Linked DNA regions of Homo sapiens: region 2 is linked to region 1. A link is a loop called in an ENCODE intact Hi-C map of the cell type or tissue named here. Cell type or tissue: heart left ventricle. All regions are shown on one strand. Links, peaks and the distances in the headings refer to the core of each region. The heading gives the core; the rest is flanking DNA.

The links. Peaks named below come from ENCODE experiments on the same cell type or tissue, not always from the same donor. Only the 100,000 strongest peaks of a DNase experiment are listed, where the experiment ranks them.
Region 2: it touches region 1 in a loop (8-fold over the local background); 1 of 110 quality-filtered maps calls a loop at or near these places.

Annotation. Positions count from the first base shown.
Region 1 is chr7:90,572,027-90,576,424 of GRCh38, forward strand. No RefSeq gene overlaps it. Among named protein-coding and RNA genes, the nearest start is that of CDK14, 22 kb to the right of the region's middle. In heart left ventricle, for the core only: no CTCF peak of the experiment used is centred there; a DNase peak (open chromatin) is centred at 2,268; H3K27ac peaks cover 1,201 bases.
Region 2 is chr7:90,467,400-90,471,797 of GRCh38, forward strand. It overlaps PTTG1IP2 (PTTG1IP family member 2), which reads left to right and starts at 2,240. Exons shown (of 7, transcript NM_001365443.2): 1 at 2,240-2,532. The coding sequence starts at 2,388. In heart left ventricle, for the core only: no CTCF peak of the experiment used is centred there; a DNase peak (open chromatin) is centred at 2,332.

The DNA.
Region 1 (4,398 bases), core at 187-4,186:
TGGCAATGGGGCTCAATTCTTTGAATTCTTGTTCAGTTACACACCAAAAATTATATGGTAATCTATCATCAAGATGGTTTTTAGTGATCTCTCCTCTGTGGACTTGATTAGAAGTCTTTCACTTTGGTGAAAAGCAGAGAATTAGAATCCATCTAACTTGCAACAGGATTAATTATCCCATCATTGCAATCATTTTTTCCCCTTTTTTGAGTGTTCTAGAGGTTTTTGCACCTGAGGCAATGCATTCGTAGGCTTGGGATGAGTGTGAGGTATGCCTTTCTATATTATCAAGTGATAAAAGCAAGATGATTGGGCAGGGGAGATAGGAAAGGAGAACAGCCCGATGATGACCACAGGACAAGCTTATCAGAAAACCTATTCCTTTGAAACTATCCATGCCCACTTACCCCTTAGGAAAACTCCACATACCTTCCCTCCTCTGCCTGAAGACTGCTGATCTGTAGACTTCACTCATTTGGTGCTATAGCACCTTGGCACTGTGGATAAATGTTGAGGCTGATCTCCTACATTGTCCTGTGGGATGGCTTTTTTTCTCCTCCCATTTTTAGCACATATTTTCTTAAACTTTCAACTCTTTCAAAAGCTTCTTTAGTTAGCCATGTGTGGTGATGTGTGCCTGTAGTCCTAGCTACGATGGAAGCTGAGGCAGGAATGATCACTTGAGCCCAGGAGGTCGAGGCTACCGTGAGCCATGATCATGCTACTGCACTCCAGCCTGGGTAACAGAGTGAGACCCTGTCTCAAGAAATCAAGTAAAATAAAATAAAATAAAATAAAATAAAATAAAATAAAATACAATAAAAAATAAAGCTTCTTTAGGGCACTATAAATAAGACAGCAACATTTGTGCACAGATGTTTTATAATCCTGGCCAATTCAATTTTAAAAAAGAAATAAAAAGAGAAAGAAATAAGGAGAGAAAGGATGAAGAAGAAAGAAAAAGAAAGACCATAAGGAGTAAAGGAAGAAAGAAAGATCACAAATACTCTTGAAGATAGAGAGGAGAGTTACAAAAGGCTGATTCTGTATGGAGGGGCTGTACATGGTATATCAGGCATGTGGGGATTCAGGTTTCTCTTTCCACACGTATACAGACATTGACTGGTTACCTCTGTTCAGCATCTGTTCCTCGCTTCCCTCAGCAAGAGTACCCCCAGCTCATTCCCAATTATCTGGCTTTTATGATTGAGCCCATGTCAGCTCCATGAACAAGACCTGATTGCTGACCTAGGCCAATCAGTATATCCCATACTCCTGGCTATAGGAATTGATTGGTTCAGTTAAGCAAATAGTCCAGTCCAAGAGATTATGCTCATGCTTCTATGGAGAAAGAAAGCATACATGCTTTAAATATATCCGTTATTGGCAGAGAGACGCTTTCTTTGCTGCTGGACATGAGTGTGGAGATGTAGCACCAGGAGCCTCTGGTAGCCATCTTGCAACCATAAAGGCAAAAGTGTCTTAATTTTTTTTTTTTTAATTTTTGTGGGTACATAGTAGGTGTATATATTTATAGGATACTTGAGATGTTTTGACATAGGCATGCAATGTGAAACAAGCATATCATAGAGAATGGTATGCATCCCTTCAAGCATTTATCCTTTTAGTTACAAATAGTCCAATTACATTATATAAGTGACCCAACGCTATTGGTTTCTACTACAATTTTTTTTTTCAATCTTGAGCTTCTCAAAGTTCTTGGCAGGACCAAGAAAGAGAAAGAAACTGCGTGCCAGTCATGGTTATTTGACCAAATCAACCTCTATCTGATCCAGATAAGTCCCCAAATATTCTGTTATGTGAACCAATGAAATTTCCTTATTGTTTTTCAGTTTTAATGGGATTTCAGTGACTTGCAGAAAGAATGATAAATTATATAAAAAGTAATAATATAGTAACTCACTGTAATCAGAATATCTCTGCATTTATTTTTACTCTTTTTTTTCTGCACATATTGGGATTCACAGACACATGTTTTGAAGAAAGCATAGCGTTGCTTAAAAACAATGAAAAGCCACAGACCTAAAAAGAAAAAAGAAAAGAAAAGCCATAGACTTAGATCTTGATTCATGTCAGGAAAGATACTGGTGTTTATGGGGGTCAATACATAGCACCCATCTTTTCTCTACCTCATCTCCAAAGCCACTGAGATCTAGATCAAAATGTGAATATTCTTCTGATGGAGCTGCTGCAGTCATGGCGAGCTTCCTAATAGTTCAGACCTAGCTGGACTTTCTCACCCAGCCACAGGCAGCACCGAGCCAGCACAGGCCTGTTCTTGGGAAACTAATGATAAGGGTGCATAAACAAATGAAGACTTCATAGACAGGCTGACTTTTAAGAGAAGAGAGAAAGGAGGGGCATGGCTACAGTACCAGTGTCTTATCTCAGCCAGTATGTCAATCCTCTTACCCAGAATAAGATAAGAATAGTCAGGGGCTGAGAGTCAAGAAAGCAAATGTACAAAAATATGTAATGAGAATTGTGGCAAATACTAGAAAGGAAACAAACAAGGCCTTGTGAGAAAATAACTGGGCAGGGCTGCTTTAAAAGGGATAGCCCAGCAAGGCTCTATGAGAGGACATTTAAACTGAAGCCCAAAGGACGAAAAGGAAACTGTCATTCAAATGGGGGAGGAGATTAGAGACAGGAGAGCATTCCAGGTTGAAAGATCCTGCAAATACAAAGTCCCCAGGGTGGGGATGAGTATAGGCTAGGGGTGCACAAGGTGAAGCCTTTAGGCAAGGCTGAACCATGCCTTAAGTGGGGATCAGGTGTTTGGATTTTGTTCCAAGTGCAATGGGGAGTTGTTGAACCATCAAATAGGAGAGTGACATGAACTGATTTATGGTTTCAAAAAATACCTTTGGCTGTTCTGAAAATGAGCTGGGCAGGTTTCAGAGCAGAGACAGGGAGGTCAGTTGGGAGAACATTGTAGTAGCCCAGATAAGAGATAGTGGTCTAAAGCAGTGCCAGTGGATATACGCAGAAGGTAATGGGTCTGAGACATATTTTGGAGTTGGCTAGACACAGTATGCTGATGGATTAAATATAGTTGACTAAGGGGTGCCTAGATTTTTTGCCTAGAGCAAAAACATATATTATTTCCTCCCTCCCTTCCTTTCTTTCTTTCTTCTTTCTGTAAATAAAATGTACAAGAGGCCATTGGTTTGGACTTAACTCCTGCACTAAGCCCAACAGACCAAACCAAATGGAGTTACTCGTGCTGAAGTTCCAAGCCACCATGCTGAAATTAATCTGTTTATCTGAACTTCAGAGAAATCAGGGGAAAGAGAGATAATAGCCAAATCCCCAAACAGGCCAGTTTTAGCTAGCATGATAAAGAAGTCACTTCTGCTTTAACCTTTACAAAGAAAGTAACTATGAAATGACCAATCCACTTTTTATTCTCAGTTTCGTTTATTCAGCCTATAAAGTCAATCTCTTCTGCTCAGCTCCTCGGAATACCAATTCTATTTTATAGGGATTGCCTGATTCTGGAATCACAAATAAAAGTCAATTAGATCTTTAAACCAAACTTGTGATTTTGTCTTTGACCCTTCCTTTTTTCCTCTTTTTCTTCTTTCTTTCTCTTCCTCTTCTATTCTTCTTTGCCTTATTCATATTTTTTTGTATGAGAAGAGTACATCAATATTTCATGTACAGACATGTTAAGTTTGAGATATATAGTCGAGATTCAACTATAAGGATAAGAGATTCTGGAGTTTAAAGGAGATGTTTAGTTTGGATACATATATATATATTTGGGAATTATCAGCAATTACATGGCATTTAAAGCCACAGGAATAATTGAGAGCATCTAGGGAGAGGGTAAAAGAAGAGAAGAAGTGCAAGGAATCAGAAGATCTCCAACATTTAGAAGTCTAATAGAAGCAAAGGAGCTAGAAAGGAAACTGAAAATGCATAGCCAGTTGGGTAGGTGGAAAACTAGAATATAGCCTCATGGAAGTCAAGGGAAGAGCACTTTAAAGGAGGGGGTGGCCAACTGTATCATATGCACAACAAGAACACGGTGAAATGAAGACAGAAAGATCTCTTGCATTTTGTCCCATGGAAGTCTTAGGTTGCCCGTAACAAGAGCAGTTTTAGTAGGGGAAAGAAAGATAATCATAAAGAGTTGAAGAATGAATGGGACGGGGAAAGGATGGTCTCATCAACAAATAATTTTAGGATATTTGGATATCTATTGCAGAAGAAAAAAATTAGACCCTTATCTCATACCATATACAAAAATCAACTCAAAATGGATTGAAGATTAAACATAAGACCTGAAAATATAAGACTACTAGAAGAAAACATAGGGACTTAGCTCCATGACATTGGTTTGGGCAATTACTTTTTGGATATGACCCCCAA
Region 2 (4,398 bases), core at 294-4,293, 100 kb before region 1:
CACTTTGATGGGGAATTTTCAAGCCAAAATCTTCCACTAAAAGTATCCCATATTAGTACTCCTTCCCATGTTTAGTCTTGCCTGAGAGTAGCTTGTAGGAAGCATGGCCTTGAGATGAATATGGTGGATACATCTGAGGGACAGCAGCTGAGTCCATCAGTCAATTTTAATTTGATATGGGCATTTTAATGGCCATATTCAACATAGTCTTTTTTTCTTTTATTATTATTATTTTGAGACAGGGTCTTGTTCTGTCACCCAGGCTGGGGTGTAGTGGTGCAATCTCCGTTCACTGCAACTTCTGCCTCCTGGGCTCAAGTGATCCTTGCACCTCAGCCTCCTGAGTAGCTGGTGCACACTACCATGCTGGTTAATTTTTTGTGTTTTGTTTTGTTTTGTTTTGTTTTTTGTAGAGACAGGGTTTCACAATGTTGCCCAGGCTGGTCTTGAACTCCTGGAGTCAAGCAATCTGCCTGCCTCAGCTTCCCAAAGTACTAGGATTATAGGCATGAGCCAACGTGCCCATCTCCCACATAGACTTATGATGGCTTTTAGCAGCTACAGAGACTAAGTCCTTCCAAATTTGAATCCAGAGGAAGACAAGCATCTTTATCCTAGCATTCCTAGCAAAAGCTCTGAGATTGACTTGGATTAGACCAACCTAGGTCATGTGCCCCACTCCTGAGCCAGGCATGGTGGCCAGGGAAGTTTTATGACCTGCTTTGCTCAGGTGTAGTTTTCATGTCCTACTTCCAAAGTAGGAGTTGGAACTCCACCCATACCATGAGAACTGAGAGGCAATGAGGGGCAGGTCTCCAAGAAACAATATGAACATAGAATATATGTATTTTTCATTTTAATGGCTGCTTTAGAAAGCAACAAGTTTGCTTTCTAAAGACACTGTAACAATTTACAGTTCCTCCAAAAAGTATAATAGTACCTTTTCCCCCACAACTTCACCAATGATATCTTAGTTTTCTTTTTAAATGCTTGCCTACCTGATGTTTACATTATTAGTTTTAATTTATAATTTCCTAGTTCCTAGTACTAGTGTTTCTAAACTATTTTTTTCATATATTCATTGGCTACTTGGATTTGCTTTTCTGTCCATGGATTCTCCACATCTCTTGTCCGTTTTCCTATTGTTTATCTTTTGTCCTTTTTTTTGTCAATTTATAAAAGCACTTTTTATATTATAGCTAATAACCCTCTGTCTGTCCTCTGCATTGCAAATGGGTGAAGAAAAATTAGCCTGGAACTCTGCACATCTTCTCCTCCTCCATCTTTATTGTCCATACTAGACCCATAGTCCTCAGGATGCAGTCTAGATCAATATGCCAGGAATACTATGGGAAAACTGCAACATTTGTTTTTTAAATTTTTTTAAATAATTTTTTTAGAGAAAAGGTCTTGCTTTGTTGCCCAGACTGGAGTGCACTGATGCGATCATAGCTCACTGCAGCCTCGAACTTCTTGGCTCAAGCGATCTTCCCACCTGATCGTTTTTGAAAAACAAAACAAGATAATTCCTGGTCAAGGACAAGTTTTCATCACCCACCTCTACCCCTCCCCAACCACACATACTGGGGCAAGATTGCTCAAATTTCAGTCATTCTGGAACCACCTCCCCAATTTTTGCCATATCCTTTAAGTTGTGTACTATTTATATTTCTGAAAATTGTCCTTTTTGCACAGATTTATTTTAAAAGCATATATCGTTGCTATTACATCATTGTAACTACTGGTTATATTTTTCCAATACGCATTAAAATAAATTCATAACTATGAAAATAAAAGACATTTATGTACTACCCAAAACATACCTACCTTTAGGAAACTGCATTAGAGCACGTCAATAGGATCACCAGGCTAGTCAAGGACAAGACCAAGGGTTTACAGAGCTGTGAGTTTCACGGCCTTACCACTCATTGATCGCACAACCACTCCCATGGAGTGCAGTGGGTGGTAGGTTCATTTACATCAGAGAAAAGGCAGCATGGAAGAGTGCAACTTCTGTACACATATTCAAGTAGTGAGAATTAGAATCCAGGTCTTTCTCCAAAAAACAACAATGTAGTAGGGAAAAGTGTTGATTTGGGAGAAATAGACCTCAGTCAAGTCCAGTGGACCAACTGTACATGGTATTCAGGGCCCAGGAAGCTGGACCCAGTGCCGACGAGGATTGCACTATGAACATTCTACATTCTGGCTAGAACATTAGGGATTCTAAGGTTCTGCTGATTATGCTGGCATCCAGGGCTTGCAAGTGGCAGCTTCAGCACCCAGGGCTGTGGTAGGTCACAGTCTCTGGGCGGGTCTCAGTGTCCAACACTGTAGCTGGTGCCTGCCAGGTTCCCAGTGGCTGGGGTCACCAGGTCTGAAGAGAGATGTGCTGGCTGCGGGCATGGGGCCAGATCCTCCTGCCAGTTTTCCTCTCCCTCTTTCTCATCCAATTGCTTATCAGCTTCTCAGAGAATGGTTTTATCCACAGCCCCAGGAACAATCAGAAACCAAGAGATGGGAATGAAGAGGGTGAGTGATCTGGAGTCCTGAGGTGGGTGCCCCACATGCTCCAGCGTTTTTTTTCCTTTTAATGGTGCCATCCTGGTGCACTGGAATTTTCATCTCAAAAGTTGTCATTTGGTGTTGGTGGGAAGACATTTTAAAGGTTCTAGATGGTTTTGGTGAAACTCAGTTAAATTGGACTCAGATTAATTTGGTTTATCTGAAATATGAAAGGTAGATTCAAAGTTTTAAATTTGAGGAAAAGCATGGTTTCTCCCCCATCACTTTCTGCATGACCTATGACATATAAGCTTTTTGTTGTGAATAAGCCATTGGGTTTTGTTCTAATCAGACCCACTCAATGGTCATAGTTCCTCTTTCTTAAGTTTTTTAAGGTCTTAGTTAATAAAATGCTTTATTTGTTCTTTTTCATAAAAAAATTACTTCAGTTTGGAGGCCTCTCTCGATTTCCTTCCAAATTGAAAAAATTTTGAAATGTTAAAAGTCATGCTGAGTTAAATTCATGAACCTGGAAATAAGGTTTTAAGTATCCTAAATTGGAACCGTATAGACAAAATAAGAGACAGAATTTGAATTACTTGGAAAGTGCCCTGTAAAGCCAAGATTGCCATTTTTACAAAGACAATGAGACAGAATAATTACTGCTGTCTGGTTTCCAGAGTAGAAAAGAATGTTAGTATCTGTAAGCAAATCAGTCTTCCTTACTAAAACCAAATCCACAGTTCTCAGCGTTGCACTGAAATAAGAATCTCCTTCGAGGGGGTAGGGTTGGGGCGACGCTGAATTAAAAGAGCTAGCTTGTTTTCTTTGGTTTCATCTTTCCCACAGATTTCTCTTTTTTAACCTCTTGGTCACCTCTATACATACTCTAAGAGAAATAGTGTTCCAGTGCCATCCTGGCCCCTTCTCCCAACAAACAGCACCTGAAAGCATAGGCCCAAACATAAAAACAAATTCTTCCTTTTGTTCCCTAGCAAACTGGACTCATACCGGAAATTTTTCACGTCTTAAGACTTTATCAAAATGCTGATGAAGAACAAAAAAAAAAAAAAAAAGAAAAAAGAAAGAAAACAAATAAAATAAATCAAAAATCACATCTAAGATAATCTCCAAAGATGGAAGTTTCTGTTGCTAGCTAGCTCACTTCTAGGGCTGGCCAACTGGAGCCCATGTTTCTAAGGAAACACCTTGCCTGCCAAGGGCCTCTCCTGAATGCTTGCATCTTAGTCTCAGGCCAGTTCCCCTTAGTGCTTGCATTTAATCTTCCCATCTAACAAGGATATGGTTTCTTAGACATCATGATACTTTTCACTTCCAAAACTGAAAAGGGGCTTCTAAGCCTTCACGAGATCCTCATCTATGTCCCAGATTGTGCCCTAAGTGACAGGCAACAGACAGGACTTTGTGAAGGATTGCACATCAAGTGAGACCTCCCCCTAAGCAGGTTGTTTTGATCCCCAGGACTTCTATCTCTGATGTTCATTTACATTTGAGAGCTTAGTAATCAATATCTCAAGAAATTATAGAAAGCACTTGATGCAACTTTGGGTTAATCTTCTAGAATCTAATGACTGGATTAAAAAATATACTGAAACCTAGAGAATTTTCTTCACTAAAAGTAACCAGACAACAAAGGGGCATAGTGCAAAAAATAAGTGGCAACTAAGGAAAGAACTGGAAGATTCTAGATCAGAACAGAATAGCACAGCATGGCAAGACTCCAAATGTTGCCACTCTCCCTTAGAGGTAACTAGTGAGTTACTATAATCCAATAATTTTTATTAATTCTCCCAAATCTGGAGAGAAACAAGTTGAGGGGGTATCCATTCTTTTTCTTATTCCGAAGATGAGAAGAGGAAATGGCTACTGCAG